2 separate regions of the Homo sapiens genome follow, and region 2 is linked to region 1. A link is an interaction called in ENCODE POLR2A ChIA-PET data of the cell type or tissue named here. Cell type or tissue: B cell. All regions are shown on one strand. Each heading gives the region's core, and the rest is flanking DNA. Links, peaks and the distances in the headings are about the cores only.

The links. Peaks named below come from ENCODE experiments on the same cell type or tissue, not always from the same donor. Only the 100,000 strongest peaks of a DNase experiment are listed, where the experiment ranks them.
Region 2: POLR2A ChIA-PET joins it to region 1 with 5 read pairs; 1 of 35 experiments calls an interaction of 5 or more read pairs at or near these places.

What each region holds. Positions count from the first base shown.
Region 1 is chr3:11,722,007-11,727,288 of GRCh38, forward strand. It overlaps a transcript of TAMM41 not described here. Among named protein-coding and RNA genes, the nearest start is that of VGLL4, 81 kb to the left of the region's middle. RefSeq lists an enhancer at 2,743-2,792. In B cell, for the core only: no CTCF peak of the experiment used is centred there; a DNase peak (open chromatin) is centred at 2,995; H3K4me3 peaks cover 706 bases; H3K27ac peaks cover 299 bases.
Region 2 is chr3:10,434,438-10,439,719 of GRCh38, forward strand. The region is part of intron 2 of ATP2B2 (ATPase plasma membrane Ca2+ transporting 2); the gene reads right to left. Among named protein-coding and RNA genes, the nearest start is that of MIR885, 43 kb to the left of the region's middle. In B cell, for the core only: no CTCF peak of the experiment used is centred there; a DNase peak (open chromatin) is centred at 3,064; H3K4me3 peaks cover 609 bases; H3K27ac peaks cover 1,803 bases.

The DNA.
Region 1 (5,282 bases), core at 651-4,650:
ATTTATAAAAATGGCCCAAGGTTTACAAAGTGTTCCCACGTATTATTATCTCATTTGATCTTTATGACAACATTGCCATTTGTTTGCTGCTAAATGATTTCCATTTTGGGTCAGTGCGGAGGTCCTAAAGCTGCCTCTTTAATTTCCATCACTGCTTGGAGCGAACCTTACTCTGCAAATAAATCATGGGGACAGAAGACCTTTTCTCATGGATGTGACCAGTCTTCGACCTTTGCAAGGATTAATCTCACTCTTTGCCTTACATCAGCATTAGCGTGACTTAGCTCTGGCAACATCTAAGCCTGGTCGTTTTAGTCTGGCTCTTTTAGTTGTGCAAAGGAGAGACACACTCAAGTTACTGTAAGAAAAAGGGGGGTTGTTGTAAAGGTCTAGGGGGACTGGAAGTGGAACGTGGCAGACACATAGAATATTATACAGTAACCTAAATTAAAATGACTTACAGTGACCTCAACAATACAGATGCATCTTGACAATGTTAACTGAAAAAATTAAGTCCCAAAAGATTACATACAGCATAATACTCTATTTGTAATGTTAAAAATAAAATTAAAAATAATTTTAGTGGTACATATATCTGCAATAAAATGATATAAAAAATAAGTCAGGGCCAGCCTGGCCAACATGGCAAAGCCCATCTCTAGTAAAAATACAAAAAAAAAATGGTCAGGCGTGGTGGCTCACACCTGTAATCCCAGCACTTTGGGAGGCCAAGGTGGGCGAATCACGAGGTCAGGAGTTCAAGTCCAGGCTGGCCAACATGGTGAAACCCCGTCTCTACTAAAAATACAAAAATTAGCCAGATGTGGTGGCACGCTGCTATAATCCCAGCTACTCAGCAGGCTGAGTCAGGAGAATTGTTTGAACCCGGGAGGCTGCAGTGAGCCGAGATCATGCCATTGCAGTCCAGTCTGGGTGACAGAGTGAGACTCCGTCTCAAAACAAAAAATTAGCTGGGGATGGTGGCTCACACCTGTAGTCCCAGCTACTCAGGAGGCTGAAGCAGGAGAATCACTTGAACCCGGGAGGCAGAGGTTGCAGTGAGTTGAGATGACACCACTGTACTCCAGCCTAGGCGACAGAGCTGAGTCTCAAAAATAAAATAAAATAAAAACAAAATAAAATAAAAATTGAGGGGATGATGATGCCAGGATTACCTGGGTGGGGGTGGGGGCAGGCATGGGATTGGATGGGAGAAAACCATTTGGTTAAACATTGTTGTCTAGGTCCTAGCTTGGTAGGTTCACAGGTTCTCTATTAAAATAACTACCTAGGCCAGGCGCAGTGGCTTATGCCTGTATTCCCAGCACTTTGGTAGGCCAAGGCGGGTGCATTGCTTTAGCTCAGGAGTTTGAGACCAGCCTGGGCAACACCGCGAAACCCCATCTCTACAAAAAATCCAAAAATTAGCTGGGCGTGGTGGCACATGCCTGTAAGTCCCAGCTACTTGGGAGGCTGACATGGTAGGATCACCTGAGTCCAGGAAGTTGAGGCTACAGTGATCTGTGTTGATACCACTACATTCCAGCCTGGGTGACAGAGTGAGACCCTGTCTCAAAAAAAAAAAAAAACAAAAACAAAAAAAAAACTTAAGTGATGGTTTTACAGTAGTGTGAATGTACTTAATGCCATACTGAACTAAACACTTCAAAATGGTTAAAGTGGTACATTTTGTATTATGTATATTTTACCACAAGTTTAAAAAATGTATAAGGAACATAACTGGGCAAATCAAAAAGAAAACAATACTGCTTAAGTAGCTAACAAATAAAGGTAGGCTGTACATAGACCACTGATGAGAATATATTTCAACCCAAGGATTTTATAAATGCGCCAGAAGTGTATTTTAAAAACAAAATAATCAAGGGGGTGACTGAGTGGAGGTAGCAAAGACACAAGATTGGCCCAGAGTTGATCGTTGTTGAAGCTGAGGATGGGTACAGAGGAGGGTGTTGAGGTAGCCCCTCAGTGGGGGATGGGGGGGGGTGACACTACTCTATCTGCTCTTACATGTTTGGATTGTTTCATAGCAAAAGATTTTATTTTATTTTATTTTATTTTTATATTTTTATTTATTTATTTATTTATTTTTTATTTTTGAGATGGAGTCTCACTCTTGCCCAGGCTGGAGTGCAGTGGCATGATCTCGGCTCACTGCAACCTCCACCTCCCAGGTTCAAGCGATTCTCCTGCCTCAGCCTCCTGAGTAGCTGGGATCACAGGCATGTGCCACCATGCCTGGCTAATTTTGTATTTTTAGTAGAGATGGGGTTTTACCATGTTACCCAGGCTAGTCTCAAACTCCTGACCTCAGGTGATCAACCTGCCTCGGGCTCCCAAAGTGCTGGGATTACAGGCATGAGCCACCGCACCTGGCCTATTTTTTATTTTTATTTTTATTTTTATTTTGAGACAGAGTCTCGCTCTCTCACCCAGGCTGGAGTGCAGTGGCATAATCTCAGCTCACTGCAACCTCCACCTCCTGGGTTCAAGCAATTCTCCTGCCTCAGCCTCCTGAGTAGCTAAGGTAGCAGGCGCCTGCCACCACGCCCAGCTAAGTTTTGTATTTTTAGTAGAGACGGGGTTTCGCCATGTTGACCAAGTTGGTCTCGAACTCCTGACCTCAAGTGATCCTCAGTCACCTCTGGGTGATTCTCCACTTCTGCCTCCCAATGTGCTGGGATTACAGGCATGAGCCACCGCACCCAGCCCTGTTTCATAGTAAAACATTGTAAAAAGGAAAATGAAAAAAAAGTGCAGAGTAGGAAGGACGCGTTGTGGCTGTGTTGTGCTCTCACCCATCGACTGCACAGCTTCTCAGTTTCCCTTTCGCTCTGTTTCTTTGTGCGTCCTCCCCAATCTAGTTCTTTCTCATCTCTCTGCCAAGGACTTTCCTCACAGCTTTGGCTCCCTTATTGCTATCTCTATTACCCCTTTTAGCTTTTGCCCCCATAGGTAACTGACTCCTTCCGTATCTTCATAGTTCAGATTGCTCAGAGAATCTGATTCTTCTCTTTCTTCTTCCTGTTCTTCTTCCTCTTCCTCTTTTTCCTCTTCTTCCTCTTCCTCTTACACTTCCTCCTCCTGCCCCTCCTCCCCCTCCTCTTCTCCTCTCTCCTCTTCTCCTTCCTCTTCTCCTCCCTCCTTGTTCTCTTCCCTCTTTTGCTCCCTCCTCCTTCTCCTCCTCCTTCTCCTCCCTCTCCTCCTTCTCCTTCTCCTCCCCCTCCTCCTTCTCCTTTTCTTCCTCCCTCTTCTCCTCCTTCTCCTTCTTCTCCTCCTCCTTTTTTTCTTCTCCTCCTCCTCCTTTTTTTCTTCTCCTCCTCCTCCTTTTTTTTCTTCTTCTCCTCCTCCTCTTCCTCCTCCTTCTTTTTCTTCTTCCTCTTCTTCTTCTTCTTCTTCTTTCCTCCTCCTCCTCCTCCTCCTCCTCCTCCTTCTTCTTCTTCTCATTCTGTCACCCAGGCTGGAGTGAAGTGGTACAATCTCAGCTCACTGCAGCCTTAACCTCCTAGGCTCAGGTGATTCTCCCACCTCAGCCTCCTGAGTAGCTGGGACTACAGGCATATACCACCATGCCCGGCTAACTTTTTGTATTTTTAGTAGCGATGGGGTTTCAGTGAGTTGCACAGGCTGGTCTTGAACTCCTGGGCTCAAGCAATCATCCCACCTCAGCTTCTTAAAGTGCTGGGACTACAGGCGTAAGCCACCATGCCCAGCCTGACTCTTCCCTTTCCACTAATCCATAGAAATGATTGCCGGCTGATCTCCCTGGAAGCCACACAGCCATGAGGGTCAGTGAAGTCAAGCACAGTCCAGTGATGAGAAACATGGTCCATGTGGGCGTGGGGTGGAATGGCTTTAAGATGGCCACAACCAATGACACGTGTGGAAGGGGCTAAGGAGTTCAGTTCATCAGTTAACAATTTCTTAAGGCTGTTCAATGGGTGAGTGTTATAAAAAAAGTTTTCCCTTCCACGCCAATTGCCAATAAGTAGTTTGTATTCCAGTTTGTCCTCCCATGTCATACTTCTAAGGGGCAAATAAGGGGAATATCAACGGCTGCCAATCTGAATTGCTCGTAGTACATATAGACATCTACTGTTCCCCTCATTGCACTAACCTGGCTGTGGAAAATGTGTTTTTCTAGTCTATATCCCTTTGCTTATGATGTACTTTCATGAATCTCTCCTGTTTTCTTCTCTTCACTCCGACTTGTTCCACAAAAAGCACTGAGGAATCTGAAGATGTGGGTTCTAGTTCACACTCCTCTCTAGGTGACAAAGTGAGTCATTCTATACCTCTGCATATTCCAAGTCTTCCCCTCTGTGGGGAGCTGAGACCAGATCAAGTTAGGCAAACAGGTTTCCTTTTGAGCACCTGCTCTGCCTGGAGCCCTCTTTTGAGAAGGGCTCTGGCAGCACAGTTGAGGCTTAGTGACAAAGTGTCGAGATTGATTATTAATGTATGCTATGGGCAGGGAATAAAAATGAGTGAACCTGGCCGGGTGCAGTGGCTCATGCCTGTAATCCCGGCACTTTGGGAGGCTGAGGTGGGTGGATCACTTGAGGTCAGGAGTTTGAGACCAGCCTGGGCCAACATGGTGAAACCCCGTCTCTACTAAAAGTACAAAAATTAGCCAGGTATTGTGGAATGTGCCTGTAATCCCAGCTACTTGGGAGGCTGAGGCAGGAGAATTGCTTGAACCTGGGAGGTGGAGTTTGCAGTGAGTTGAGATCGCGCTGCTGCACTCCAGCCTGGCAGCCTGGGCGACTCTGTCTCAAAAAAAAAAAAAAAAAAGAAAAAAGAAAAGAAAAGAATGAGTGAAGAGTGAACCAGATGTTTGCCATTTTTGGTGGAGGAGCGCTAAAAATCCCATCTAGTAATAACTTCTTTCTTTTCTCATAGTGTGAGAACAGGTGCATTTCTACTTTTCTGGGAACCAAAGAACTCAGTGGAAAAACCAAATGATCTTATTTCAGGGAGAGAGGAAAGAATAAGAAATAATCTAAAATAATAATAATAACTAATGTTTGAGGAGCACTCACTATGTTTCAGGCACCACTCTAAGTGCTTTACAACAAGTACCGAATTTTGGCCTCATAACAATTCTATTGTAAGGTAGGAACTGTAGGCATCCTCCTTATGCACACAAAGAAACTGAAACATGCAGACATTAAATTACTTGTCCAAGGTCTTAAAGACAGTAAGAATGCAACTAGAATTAAACCCTGGTGGTCCAATTCCGGAGTCCACCTGCTTATGCCCCT
Region 2 (5,282 bases), core at 693-4,692, 1.3 Mb before region 1:
CAGCAGGTGGTGGCACAACCTGACTTGTATTTAAGTTTACTCTGGCCATAAATGGGAGAGGAAGAAAAAAGGGAGGGGCTTGTAATACATTATTCTCATTTAATTTTCCTAACAACCTTGTAGGTAGGCATATCTGGACCCCTTTTTCAGATGAAGAAACTGAGGCTCAGAGAGGGAAAATGATTCACCTGAGGCCACACAGTGAGTGAGCAGAGGAGCCAATGCTGGACTCCCAGTCTCATGGTGCCCCATGGCCAGGCCCTGTCAAGTAGCTCCAGGGCTGACAGCCTCCAACCCCTGGGTCTGGGACTTTTGATTTATCTACTTATAGCCCATGAGGCCCAGGCCGAGGTGCCCTTGAGGATGTCACTGGCCAGAAGGAGGCAGATGAGTGAGGCCTGGAAATTGGGGTCAAATTCTCAGTTGCCCCATTGGCAGATCAGGTATCTTCCTGGCCCCTCCCCTGGCCCCTCTTCCTCATATTTGGGCCTGAGCCCCAGTGTGGTTTGGAGCAACTGAAAACTTTCAGGCTTCTGAGCCAGCATCCTGTGCCCTCTATGGGGGAAGAGAGTTCTAGGAATGACCCTTCATTCCCTTTGACAAATGGTTAAGAGCACAAGGTCTGGTCTCATCCAGGCCTGCCTTTCACAGCTGTGCGACGTGGGCGAGTCCGTCAACCCCTCTGTGCCTCGGTTTCCTCACATGCAAAATGGGGGTAGGAGTGGCATCTCCCACGTCAGGGCCTGAGCTGTTGACACAAGGTGGTCACCCCCCAACCGGACCATTACCGGAGCATGGGGCAGCACTTTCCCTCCGGCTCCCATCCTAAATCAGATCCCCTGGTCTTCTGCTGGCCACCAGGTGGTCCCAAATAAGGAGGAAGCAGGGGGGTCTGAGGTTCTCATTGAGGGGGTGGTATGGTTCTTCACCCTGGCCACCTGAGCTCCTACATCTTCCTGGAGGGTCCACAGGCCTCGCAGTCAATCATGAATTCACTAGGCTTAGGATGACCACCCTGTCCCCATTTTGAGGTGAGGCCTAAGCCTTCAAGAGCACTTCTCCAGTATCTGGGCCACTCCAGACCTCTGAGGCTCCCATTCACCCTCATCTGCCTTACGGGTATTTGTGAAGACTCTGCCCTAAGATACTTCTCAACTTGGGCTGCCTATGTTCTTTTGGGGGACTTGTAAAGGTGGACTTTCAGGCAGGGTGACAGGTGGGCAGGAGGTTTAGCTCATTTACTTACACTCTGGAGAAGGTGGGAGGGGTTGGGAAGTGAGGAGGTAGAGGTGGGTATGGCTGCTCTGAGCCTCCGTACCTCTCCTGGCTGGGTCCTTCAGTTCACTGTTCTCAGAATTGAGCCCTGGAGCCTTTTTAAAAGACTCTGGGACTTCAAGCACTATGAATTTAAAAAAGAAATAAAAAAGATATTATAAAAGAAAAAACTACAGCTTAAAGAAATTATCAAGAAGAGAAGCAAAGGCCTGTGTTGAGTTTTGGCTGTCCAGTGGCATTCTGCTTTCCTTTAGGGGATTTGGTCTCCCCAACTGGGAAGAGTCTTGGTGACGATCAGTCAAAGTGTCCCCACCTTCCTGGCCTAAGCGTGGGCATGTGATCAAGCTAGGCCAATCACCTCCCAGGGATGCTGTCTCCTGGGACGTAGAATCAGTGATTTGCTGGTGCCAGCTCACACTTGCTTGTGAGAGCTGATGGCTAAAATTTCAGGTATTTTGTGAGCTGGTTGTTAATTATAGCCATCATTAGAAATCAATTATATAAACCTACAATTATATAAATTATATTTTAAAAGGCAACAAATACCCCAAACTTATCACCTCCTAATTATTTTACTACATTTCACTATTATCTATTCTCTCTAGTAGACAGTCTATTGTATCTGCATGGTAGAAATACCGTATAATGGTGTGCGGCTGCGCCTCTCGTCCCAACTCTGTGTTTAATGATGTCACGTGGGTAACGTGGTGGTATTTACACCAAGGAAATCAGCACCCACTGCAAAAGAGGATTCCCTCGCAACTAGAGAGCTGGGGTTAACATTCACCAGCACAGGCTGCTTTGGAATCCTGAGCTATACAAGGACCAAAAGAAGCTTTTGTAGTGGATTTTTCCCAACCTGCAGTTCCCCAAAGGGACATTTACTTAGTGAGTCGTGCCACTGATCCCTGCATGTCCCCGTTTCCTTCTGGAAAATTGAGCTGGGTTTTCCAGCCTTTGCTCCAACTTGGAGAGCCCACTCCTAAGCTGCCCTCTTGCCTCCACTATGCTGCCCAGTCAGCTTCTGTTGTTTACGACCGACGTGCCTTAGTGGAGCGACATCGGCACACAGGCAGAAACAGGCTGAGGAAAGAACCATCACCCCAGTCTCACCCTTCAGCCACAACATGGGGTACATTCTAGATGTTTCCTGCCAGCCCCTTTCCCCTTGCATCTGTCTTCGTGGAGGTGTTGCCATTGTCAGGACATACGATGCTAAACCCACTTTTTCAACATCACATTATTTCTTGAGCCTCATCCACGTGGCTTTGCATTCTCTGTAACAATCTTTTTCCATAATGTCCCAAAGGCACGTGGAGAAGCTAAAAGGTACTTAGTTACTTTCCTAATGTGGGGCACTTAGGAATTACTTGTCTTCTTTTCCCCTTTAGTGTCACATAGAGACGTGGTTGAAAAATCTGGGACTGTGGATTGGGAGACCTGAGTTCTCATTTAGTTTTGTGCCAGATGGCTGTGTGAGGCTGCGCAAGATGCCTCCCTCTCTGGGCCTCAGCTTCTTAACCTATATAATGATGATGATGATAATGATAATAGTAATAGTAATAATAATAATGATGATGGTCTCCACTTCCAGGGGTTTCCTGGGCAGTGCTAAGTGTGTTGACTCACATCAGCTCATTTATTACTTCTCACAGCCCAGGAATAAGAATGATTTCACAGACTGAGTAAACAGATTCTGAGAGGTGATGTCATTTCCTCAGCACAACATAGCTAGTGGGTGGCAAAGCTGGGGTTCAGACCCAGGATGTCTGCCTCTTAACTCTCTCACCACACTGCCACTTCCTAACGCCCACTTCTTAACGCCCACTGAGCATCGGGCTTGGGGGACAGACACATCAGTACAGCAGTGAGCGTGTCCCTCATTACAGTCCGCTTGCTGTCCTGTTCATGTCCCCACTTTACAGAAGCGAAAGCTTCAGTTCTGAGGACTGAAGTGGTTTTCCCATGTCAGAGTGTTCTGGGCTGAATCATGCTCCCCCAAATCCATATGTTGAAGTCCTAACCCTCAGTACCTTAAAATTGTGGTGGTATTTGGAGATAGAGTCATTGTAGAGATAGGGACACTGCAGATACTAAATTAAGATGAGGCCATTAGGGTGGGCCTAATCCATGCTATGATTGACACCCGTATACAAAGAGGAAATTTGGGCAGAGAGACAGATATGCATAGTGGGAAGATAATGTGAACAGACACTGGGAGAAGATGGCCATCTACAAGCCTCCAGAACTGTGAGAGAATGAATTTCTGTCATTTAAGCCACTCAGTCTGTGGTCTTTGGATGGCGTGGCTGAGCTGAGGCTCTGCAGGGAGCCAGGAGGTTGCAGGGGAGAGCAGGGAGGGGGGTGGCGGGTGTCTCTGCCCCCTGGCCCATACCCACTGTGTGCTGGGCAAGTCCCTTCTCTCCTGGGTCTCAGTCTCCCCATGTGCACCCTGGGATTACTGAATCAGATGGTCCTTGAAGGCCCTTCCAGACCTGTTGTCTCATGGGTCCATGAGTCTCTCAGGCTCCTATTCCAGCTGCTCTGACCCCACTGAGCTGGGGTGTGCTGAAGGGGGAGGCCCCAGGGAACACTCCATTCTGCTGTTCTTTCCAGCAGAGCTTTCCCAAGGGCTCACCCAACAGCCTGCCCTCCTCAGTGTGGGCCGTTTCTCCTTCGTCCTACTTCCTGGCGACTGCTCTGTCCAACTGCCTGCCAATCCAGTGTCAGATACTCTCATCACACTGTACCTGCATGTGACACTCTCCTCCGACCTCTGACATCTTCTTTGCCTGCTGCCTGCTCTCTCCCTTTGGGGTGGAGGCTAGGGCAGGTGGGTCCTAGGGAGCCATCGGCTGAGGCACTAATTTCCACTGACTATAAATAACTCTGGGTCTGAAACCACAGCAGGGGCCTGGATTGCACCAGGAGGAGTAAGATAATCGTTGTGGGGTGAGGAGGGCCTGTATAAATAACTTACCCGCCCTGTCTGGGCCTCTCGGATGACAGGCAGGCCTGGAGGCAGAGGATCTCTCCAGCTGAACTCGAGGCGTTTGTGGGACCCAGGCTGGGTGGATGACTCAGGTCCTACTAGCATTCGAGACGGCCCGCCTGCAGTTATACAGCAACATTTCTCACCCCTTAGGCCCGTGTGACAGATGAGGAAACTGAGACCCAGGGAGGAGAAGTAATTGGAAACTGGGGTCTAGGCCCCTGGGCTTCTGGGAGCTAGAGAACTGTTGCCAGGGATGCCCAAATTCTGGTCCCCCGCTAAACCCGACCTTTGGGAGCCAGCGTGGGAGGGCCCTGAAGCTGCTTGGTAGAAAAGGACTGCTGGGCCAAGGCCTGGGGCAAAGGGCCAAGGGCCAAGGGCACTGCCCTGGCCTGGGCACTGATGGGCCAAGGTTTTGAGGTCACGAATTTTCAAGTGAAGAGAGGCCTGGAGTCTGGCTGTGAGTCAGCCACCCTTTGACCCATCTGATGTCTACAGAATGGGGGCATCAAGGCAGACAGTTTCACAGTAGTAGAATGTCTGAGCCTGGACAAGCCTCAGAGACTACTAGACCAACCTTCTTTATTTTCCAGATGGGGAGGCTGAGGCATGGAACAGGGTGGAGGGAGCTTGGAGAGGGTCTCAGTCGATAAGGGCCAAAGTCAGGCTGGTCTCCGCCCCTGCCCAGCATGGGTGGACTGAGCACCCTTTTCCTGCACAGTCACATGCATCCCCTTGGGGCCCCCGCAAAGACCAACTTCGCCTAAGACCCCTGGGCCAGGCACATTGTGTGTTCTCTCATTTAATCCACAGTCAGTGTGGCCCCTGGAAGCCAGACAGTGTCTGCTCCATTTCACAGATTTAACAAATGATGCATTAAGAACTTATGTGATCTGTGCCCCAACCCAGGCTTTTGGATACTCTAGTTTAGCATTTTTCTCCAGTATCAGAGGTTTTCAATTTTTTTTTCTTTTTTTCAACACTTTGTTAAAAAACCAAAGTCTTCAAAGCATTT